Regions from separate parts of the Homo sapiens genome. Here region 2 is linked to region 1. The links are chromatin contacts, found by Hi-C in ENCODE. All regions are on one chromosome and are shown on one strand. The core of a region is the stretch at or near the end of the contact, and the rest is flanking DNA. Distances in the headings are between cores, read along the strand shown.

Region 1 (4,394 bases), core at 463-2,962:
TTAGGTTCATTAGCTCCTTTTTTTTTTCTTTTTACTCCCAAGTATTTTCAGTTTTAGAGGTCACAGCCCAATGCATTGGTTAATCTGAGCAGTGTACAGTCTGGGTAAAGAACATTTACATGCCATGATGTTACGAATGTATCATCAGTGTTAGAACTAGAGGAGAACTTAAAAGCCATCTTTATTATGACTAAATGTCAACACACAGTAAGTAAATTGTTAACTTTATAAAATGTACAAATATGTTACTCTCCTCACCACAGGGTTTCTTTGGAAGTAGAATATAGGGAAAAACACCTGTGTCTGTGTGTAATGCAGTGTCAGGAAAGACACTGTACCAAAGACAAGATTTCAAGAGTTATTTCAGTAATAAACTCAGAAAAATTACATTTCAAGGAAGAAAACATTAACCAGCAAAAGCAAAAGTTAGCAAGCAAGGAACAAGTGCAGAGAATGGTAACACTAAATACTTTCACATGATTAATATGGTTCTAACCCACCCTGTCTCCATTACCAGCTCAGACTCTGAGAAACCCAATTGCTCTTCACCTCAGCTCTGCCCTCACTTTCCTTTTCCACTAACTCAACTAGTTCCTACCTCCCAGCTCTTTTTGCTAATAAGCCATTTGATATTCACAATCCTCCAAGAGAGACAACTCTACCTGTTTTCCAGAAAAGAAAGTACTTAATTAACACTGACTATTATCATCCTCCTCATCAAGGTTTCTGTTCTCACAGAGGTTACATTCTTTCGGAGAAGACAAAAGAAACAAGTAAACAAGAGACACTATTACAATGATCGATGAACTGTTATAGGAGAAAAAATCATCACTAACAAGTGATTTATCTGAAATTTACTTTAATAGATTATATAAAGGTGCTACGGTATAATGACACCTATGTTGCAAAGAAACGGCTGCAAGGCTTAGAGTGACAGTGCCAGACACTTTGCGTTAGTTGAAAATAACTGATTGCTATTAGATATTTTCCCTAACGGTAATTAATCTCACCATCTCCGGTTCTCCCAATGTATTCTACCTAGAGTGAATTTCTAACTCAGCTCGTGTCACCAATAACGTAATAGCGTGCATGTTTTTCTCTCTCATTAAGAATGCAAGAGGTAGAGGTTTGTCTTAATTATGTTTCCACCTTCAAGGGAAGGTCAATAAATATTCACTGAACAAATATTACTGCCATACAACTGAGATGTTCTCTAGCAGTTTCCCCTTGGCCAGGCTGCCTCTGAAACACGCCCCAGGAGGACTGCAAGTGCCAAATCAGCACGTGGACGTGACCGGATGGCGAAATATTAATAGGACAGGGAGGGGTTAAAGAAGGGAAGCCCGTGGTAAATGGGAAGGGAGAACCGGACTGCTCCAGGACAGAGTTAGAGGCCAAGGAGGGTGGTTTTCCTGGGAAGCTAACAAAAGAAGTCACTCACGTCATAGGTGTGGAAACTCTTGCCCACGCAGGTTGTTACATAGAACCGGCGCTTGAGCGCGCTGAACCGCACCACGTGTGGAATGTCGTTGCTGAAAAGTCCCAAGGCCCGGAACCCCGCAAAAAGCGCGCTGGCCGTGCGCCTTTCTGAGGCCCGTTCCATTGCCGCCGCGATCCCAGCTCCTCTCAGCTCTGGTCCTGAAGGAAAACACGTACCCAGTCCCTTCAGCGTGTCTAGTGGAACAGTCCTCTGCCAGAGCTGCAGACACAACACCGCTTCCGGCGCCCGCTGCGAATCGCGTTTCCGGAGACTGCCCTCAGTGCAACACATAAAGTTCTCCCTCCAGAGCTCACATGGGAGGCGTGACTTGGGTTCCGAGGGCCAAGGTCTCCAGCACGTTGCCTAGCATTGTTCTCCAGCTCTTTTGCGGTGGAAGGAAGCTCGTTAGGTTCCGACAGAACCGCAAGGGCGGGAAACAAAGAGGGAAGCGCGACGCCCAGGAGAATGGAGGGGAGGTCGACGCCTTGGAGATGGAAACGATTTAAACATGTGATTATTTAAAAATGTACAAAAACATGAGACTGGAAAAATTTAAACACTGGATATCTGATGATATTAAGGAATTATGTTTCATTTTTACATATGATAGTAGCATTATGATTACGTTTTTAAAGATCCTCATCTTTTGGATACATATTGACATATTTACAGATGAAAACTATAATGGGACATTTCAAAACTGACAGAGGGATTCACTCACAGACCCTCTGGGGAGTAGAACTAATTACTTGTGGGGAGGGAACTGCTCACTTGGGCAACTTGGATAAGTGTAGATTCCTCCCAGAAAAGGAAGATAAATATTAAATGTTATTGGGATTCCTGGATTAAGTCAGTATTCCTTGAGGTCGGCTGTCAAAAGCAGACAGTAGAGGTTCTAAAGAGGAGCTTATCATAATGCAAACGGGAGTCCGGGCAGTTCATTAGAGCTGAGTGCCTTAGGATGCTGAAGGAGACTGATTCCAGTGAAGTGGGTGTCAAGACGCCTCACTCCTCAGGAGCCAGCTGCCTTACCAAGATGTAGGTTTGGGGAACAATCTCTGAGCATGTGAACATTAACTAAAACAGTGGTGAGCTTAGAGCCCAGGACCAAAGTTCAACATATGGAATAACCTCTTCTCTTACTGTTTTATTTCCATTTCATTTCGTTTATGAAAACGTTTTGGCAGCCTATTAAGGTTTGGGTCGAGTGACTAACGTAACTATACTAGTACTTGAGAGGGATAAAAAGGGTATATTTACTAATGTAAATGTACTTGAAAGAGATAAAGAGGGTCTGTCTCTACACAGATCAGTGTACTCTCTCGGGTTCCTTCCAGTTCTAAAATGTAATTATTATGAAACAAAAGTCACTTGTTAGCTAATTTGAATACCTGACTCATACATTCTTGAACAAAAAAAATCTTGATTTATTTTATAGTTCTTGGCACAAAGCCTCAAACACTTTGGATGTTAAGATCATTAAGGGGCAGATGCTAACAGAATGAGAGCTTGTTATTTAGTCCTTGACATGTTGTACTTACTTGTATTTTCATTTGTACCCCGGATTTCTCAATAGCAGTGCACATTTTCAGCCATGTTTTTGGTATGACTTAAAAGTGAACAAGTTGCTAATTATTTGTAAATGTTCTTTAAATTAAAAAAGAGGGGAGAGGGGAGGAGCCAAGATGGCCGAATAGGAACAGCTCCGGTCTACAGCTCCCAGCGTGAGCGACGCAGAAGACGGGTGATTTCTGCATTTCCATCTGAGGTACCGGGTTCATCTCAGTAGGGAGTGCCAGACAGTAGGCGCAGGTTAGTGGGTGCGCGCACCGTGCGCGAGCCGAAGCAGGGCGAGGCATTGCCTCACTTGGGAAGCACAAGGGGTCAGGGAGTTCCCTTTCCTAATCAAAGAAAGGGGTGATGGACGGCATCTGGAAAATTGGGTCACTCCCACCCCAATACTGCGCTTTTCCGACGGGCTTAAAAAACGGCACACCACGAGATTATATCCCGCACCTGGCTCGGAGGGTCCTACGCCCACGGAGTCTTGCTGATTGCTAGCACAGCAGTCTGAGATCAAACTGCAAGGCGGCAGCAAGGCTGGGGGAGGGGCGCCCACCATTGCCCAGGCTTGCTTAGGTAAACAAAGCAGCTGGAAGCTGGAACTGGGTGGAGTCCACCACAGCTCAAGGAGGCCTGCCTGCCTCTGTAGGCTCCACCTATGGCAGCAGGGCACAGACAAACAAAAAGACAGCAGTAACCTCTGCAGACTTAAATGTCCCTGTCTGACAGTTTTGAAGAGAGCAGTGGTTCTCCTAGTACGCAGCTGGAGATCTGAGAACGGGCAGACTGCCTCCTCAAGTGGGTCCCTGACCCCTGACCCCTGAGCAGCCTAACTGGGAGGCACCCCCAGCAGGGCACACTGACACCTCACACTGCAGGGTACTCCAACAGACCTGCAGCTGAGGGTCCTGTCTGTTAGAAGGAAAACTAACAAACAGAAAGGACATCCACACCAAAAACCCATCTGTACATCACCATCATCAAAGACCAAAAGTAGATAAAACCACAAAGATGGGGAAAAAACAGAACAGAAAAACTGGAAACTCTAAAAAGCAGAGTGCCTCTCTTCCTCCAAAGGAACGCAGCTTCTCACCAGCAACTGAACAAAGCTGGACGGAGAATGACTTTGATGAGCTGAGAGAAGAAGGCTTCAGACGATCAAATTACTATGAGCTACGGGAGGACATTCAAACCAAAGGCAAAGAAGTTGAAAACTTTGAAAAAAATTTAGAAGAATGTATAACTAGAATAACCAATACAGAGAAGTGCTTAAAGGAGCTGATGGAGCTGAAAACCAAGGCTTGAGAACTACGTGAAGAATGCAGAAGCCTCAGGAGCCGATGCCATCAAC
Region 2 (4,758 bases), core at 1,414-3,913, 4.2 Mb before region 1:
TTTCTCTGAGAAAACACCAAATCGCGGATGATGCCGGTGCAGCGGGGGACCTGGGAGGCCCGGAGGCCCGGGGGGCTCTGGGATGGGGAACTGGGGTCTCAGCCGGCCCTGGGATGGGGAACTCGTGTCGCGGCCATGGACGGGGCCGGGGCCAGCTGCAGAGCTCGTGGAGGCAAGACCAAGGACAAGGAGTAGATGGTTGTCACCAAGCTGGGCTGCCTGGTCAAGGACATGAAGATTAAGTCCCTGGAGTAGATCTATCTCTTCTCTCTGCCCATCAAGGAGTCTGTGATCATTGACTTTTTCCTGGGGCCTCTCTCAAGAAGGAGGTTTTGAAGACGTGCCAGTGCAGAAGCAGACCTGCACCGGCCAGAACACCAGGTTCAAGGCGTTTGTTGCCATCAGGGACAGTGGCCACACTGATCTGGGTGTTAAGTGCTCCAAGGAGGTGGCCACTGCCATCTGCGGGGCCATCATCCTGGCCAAGCTCTCCGTTGTGCCCATGCGCAGAGGCTACTGGGGGAACAAGATCGGCAAGCCCCACACCATCCCTTGCAAGGTGACAGGCTGCCACGGCTCTGTGCTGGCGCGGGTCATCCCTGCGCCCAGGAGCACTGGCATCGTCTCGGCCCCCATGGCCAAGAAGCTGCTGCTGATGGCAGCTATCAATGACTGCTACACCTCAGCCAGGGGCTGCACTGCCATCCTGGGCAACTTCGTCATGGTCATTTTTTATGCCATCTCTAAGGTCTACAGCAGGCTGAACCCTGACCTCTGGAAGGAGACTGTATTCACCAAGTCTCCCTATCAGGAATTCACTGACCACCTCCTCAAGACCCACACCAGAGTCTCCGTGCAGAGGACCCAGGCTCCAGCGGTGGCTACAACATCGGGTTGTACAAGAAAAATAAAATGAAGTAAGCCTGGAAACAAAAAAACTACATTAATAAGAAACATAGAAAAAACACTAAAGAAGAAATGTTATAAAGTACCCATAATTCCAGGGTAACTTTTTCAAAAAACATACCTACATATTTTTAAATTGTTACAGTCATACAGTACATATTAATTACTATGCTATAATTGCATTACACATTTTCGTACATTTCTACCTAATTCAAACATTATCATGTAATGGCTAAATAACACTCAATTATATAGATGTTCTATCATTCCCATTCTGTTATGCACATGCCAAAAATCTTGTAGGGATAAAATCACTCATGGAAAGCCTTTTACCGACCTAGGAGGCATTCTGTATTATCTCTGAATGAGTCCCACATTGCAAATTTTTCCTCTAGATTTGGATCAGATTGCTAGTCCTTGAGCTGAGAATCAGATGAAACATTTGGCTTCCCTAACTTAAGGGCCATGTTTATTAGAATTAATTTTCTGAGAATGTATAGAGTGTCCATAGCTGATTCCAGTAAGTTAAATGTGTATAAGACTCCACTTTAAAAATCTTCAGGCATTTGGGGGTATGTGTGCTAAGTGAGAGATCTTAATTTTAATAACAGTGGAAACTCCAGACTGGGCACACCTGAAGGGCAAGGACTGTGAGCTCCGTATTTGTAGGGAAGTACCGAGGACAGCCTAGAATCCGTCTGTGGCTGTTAAATGCGGCATTTTGTAAAGACATGCAGGAATACCTGTGAATAAGTAGTTAATAGTACCAAAAATTATTCAGAGCACTTTGGATTGTTGAATAAGTGTAAGATTACCCCAGCCCATAGAGTATAAGAATTACATTTTCTAAGAAAGCTAACAAAATTAAACCCAAAATTTTATTAGCTAAGTTGATCACAGGGAACCTAGTTTAGTTATATTATTGGGTGGATCCCCCCACCCGCTACTCAGGAATGCCTCATGAAAGTTTAAAGGGCATAGTATACCGGCTAAACAACTTAAATCCCTATTTTTGGAAAAAAGAACTAGAAGCATGTTTAAATTTTTTAGAATGCAGGTAATTGGAGAAGATATTGAGCTTATTTTGCTGTTGCAGATTGATGCACCATTGATTCTTGATAACACGTCGACTCAAGCAAAGTAAAATCTGTAAGATTTGTAAAAGAATGACGCAAGCAGTCATATATAGGTATGAATATGCATGTTGTATATGTTTGGGGGCATTATACACAGATTTTTAAGTGATTCCTGGTATCCAGAAAGGATTAAGATTAGGAAAGTCTCTGAGCTTTTGTAGTGTCAATAAACATTTATCTCCACTGGTTTGTTTTTCTGTTTCCCTAACCGTTCGGCTTAAAACTGGCCCTCCAAAAATGAATCTGTTAGCAAGTTTATACTGATCCATCCTCGTTTTCAGATATACCATCCTCAGGTTCTACAGAGCCAGAATTGTCTCAAAGCGTACTTGATGCTTTTGACCTTGCGCTTCCCAAGATAAAAATTCTGACGGAGGGATTTGTGGACTTGATTTTCACAAGGCCTGCGAGGTGTTTACAAGCCTCGAGGGCTTTGAGTAGAAAAGGTAGGGTCATGCGCTAGCTAGGGAGATATCGGAGAGAGGAAGTGCTGCACAGGACCCAGATGATAGCGGTTTCAAATACTGGCTTAGTCTGCGGCGGGCGCAGGTCCCCTCACCCGGCACCCTGTGGTTCAGCACAGGAGGGTTCTTTCTCTCCGCGGGCACTGATTCCGGGTCGCGGCGGACGTCGCTTCCGGAGCAGCATGGCGGCCACTGAGGATGAGAGGCTAGCAGGGAGCGGTGAGGGAGAGCGGCTGGATTTCTTACGGGATCGGCACGTGCGATTTTTCCAGCGCTGCCTCCAGGTTTTGCCGGAGCGCTATTCTTCACTCGAGACAAGCAGGTAACTCGTGGCACAGTCAGCCAGGCTGGCACAAGGCCCGGGCTCCAGCGGAAAGGCGCGGCGGAGTCGGACCGCAAACTGGGCGCCGGAAGGGGGCTGCGCGGCCGCCCAGTTGGCACTGACTGGTTTCAAGTGGGCTTGAGGTTACCCCCACTCTCCCGCCGTACGGTGGGAAGGTCTGGAAGGCTGTAGGTCGAGGGCTGTGGCATCTCCAGTTTCCGGCTTTTTCACTTCCCTTTTCTTCTGGCAACTCTGAGCTGCTTTTTTACCCGCTCCCATAGCCTGTCACTTTGCCTCATTACTTCCGAGTGTAAAAGGAAAAGGACAAAGTTTGTCGTCGTATTTTTAGATGAATACTTCTGTGCATCCTTGTCCTCTCTAAAGTCATTAACTCTTAATAGAGTGTCTGTATGGTGTTTTATGTGTAGGAGCGGCAGAGAACCTCTAAGGTCTTAGAAACTTTGTGGGAACTATAAATCTAATGGTAGGCGAAAGAGGTGTGGTGTTGCGTGAAGCAGCCTGTTAAAAGTATCGCAATAGCTGAAGAGTGTGGTGCGGCAGAGACTAAGCGACTTCATTTACAGTAAAAGCTGGGGATGAGAAGAAAGAAAGGAGAAGGCAATCTTTGCTCCGCATTGCTGTGTTTTGAAGTGAAGCTCAAAAGCTGCTTGAGACTGGATGGGAGGAAAGAGCGGCTTGTTTTTGCTGTGTTCTTTCCCCACGTTTTCCAAATTCTGAGTTGCTGGTGTATTTTGAACACTGCATGACCGGATCAGTTTGGGGAGCTTTGCAGATTACTTCTGCACACTTGGTCAAGAACCACATTATGGTAGGTGCCAGAGTACAGCTGAACAAGACAAGCATTTGTATAGAGTTCTGTGCTATATGTTAGTGTAGTGTTCATAGGAGTATATAGACAGGCATGTACATAATCCAGATATCTTTAGAGAGGCCTTCCTTAAACACCCTTCCTAAAGGGACCACTTCCAATGACCACCTCACATTACGTATGTATTGGTTTATTTGTTTAATGTCTTTCTATTACACTGGATTATAAACTTCACAAAGGTAACATTTTCGTCTATCTTGTTTACCTCTATACTTAGGACTGGGCTGCCCTGTCCAATCTGGTAGCCACTAGCCACATTTGGCTATTTTGATTTGAATTAATTAAATCAAATTAAAAATTAAGTGATTCTTTTGGTAGTAGCCACCACATTTCAAGTACCCAGTTGCCATATTGGCCAGTGGCAATTGTTTCTATTTCAACATTTGCAACAGCTTAGTCCTTTTGGTCAACATTGCACTAGGACCTTAAATAGTACCTGGTATCTGAGAAGCACTAAGAAATATTTGTTGAATAATGTGAGCTGAGCCCTGAAGGATGAACAGATTCTCACAAAAGAAAGAGTGAAACGTTTATATTCCTTCCTCCTCTCATAGGTGTTGATCGATTAGCAGAGCCTATACCTTCACTGAAAGATTCAGATTTCCAAACCGAAAGGTTATGATTGTAGTGATATGAGATGTTTTAAAATGTTGATAAATTGTTTATATCTTAATAGGGATTAATTTTATGTGAATTCAAAGCTTTTAGATAAAAAGTCTTCCATCCTGTTTTTGTTATTGATACATAATGTGCATATTTATCGTATACATACACTGCTTAGATAGATGCAGTGTATAAGTCCTGTGAGCTGATTAAATTGTGATTGTTAAACAGTTGAACTTTGCTTGCAGCTATCACTATAAGTCTGTGATTTAATTTTCAAAATGCCAATGTGTTTGGCCTGTTTTATAAAATTCCAGCTTGGACAAATCCATATAGAATAATGCACATTGGCATTAAACTGTGTAATTCTGTTCACAGCATAAGTAAAACAGCACAAATTTTCTGACTTATTTAACTTTAGTATGAGCATAGGATCGA

What was found. Hi-C counts contacts between places; a loop is a spot of excess contacts on that map. Pooled maps may share reads with other maps.
Region 2: a map of CD8-positive, alpha-beta T cell shows a loop between it and region 1 (12-fold over the local background). The contact joins the promoter of PGGT1B here to the promoter of WDR36 in region 1. A Hi-C loop is called at or near these places in 2 of 168 maps with a recorded cell type or tissue (CD8-positive, alpha-beta T cell and naive thymus-derived CD4-positive, alpha-beta T cell), 1 of 37 single-sample maps with no recorded cell type and 9 of 50 pooled maps.

The regions. Positions count from the first base shown.
Region 1 is chr5:111,089,666-111,094,059 of GRCh38, reverse strand. WDR36 (WD repeat domain 36) reads right to left here and starts at 1,712. Exons shown (of 23, transcript NM_139281.3): 1 at 1,442-1,712. The coding sequence starts at 1,603. RefSeq lists an enhancer at 1,423-1,862.
Region 2 is chr5:115,260,782-115,265,539 of GRCh38, reverse strand. PGGT1B (protein geranylgeranyltransferase type I subunit beta) reads left to right here and starts at 2,663. Exons shown (of 9, transcript NM_005023.4): 1 at 2,663-2,828. The coding sequence starts at 2,689. It also overlaps the pseudogene RPS2P26. RefSeq lists enhancers at 2,545-2,594, 2,625-2,804.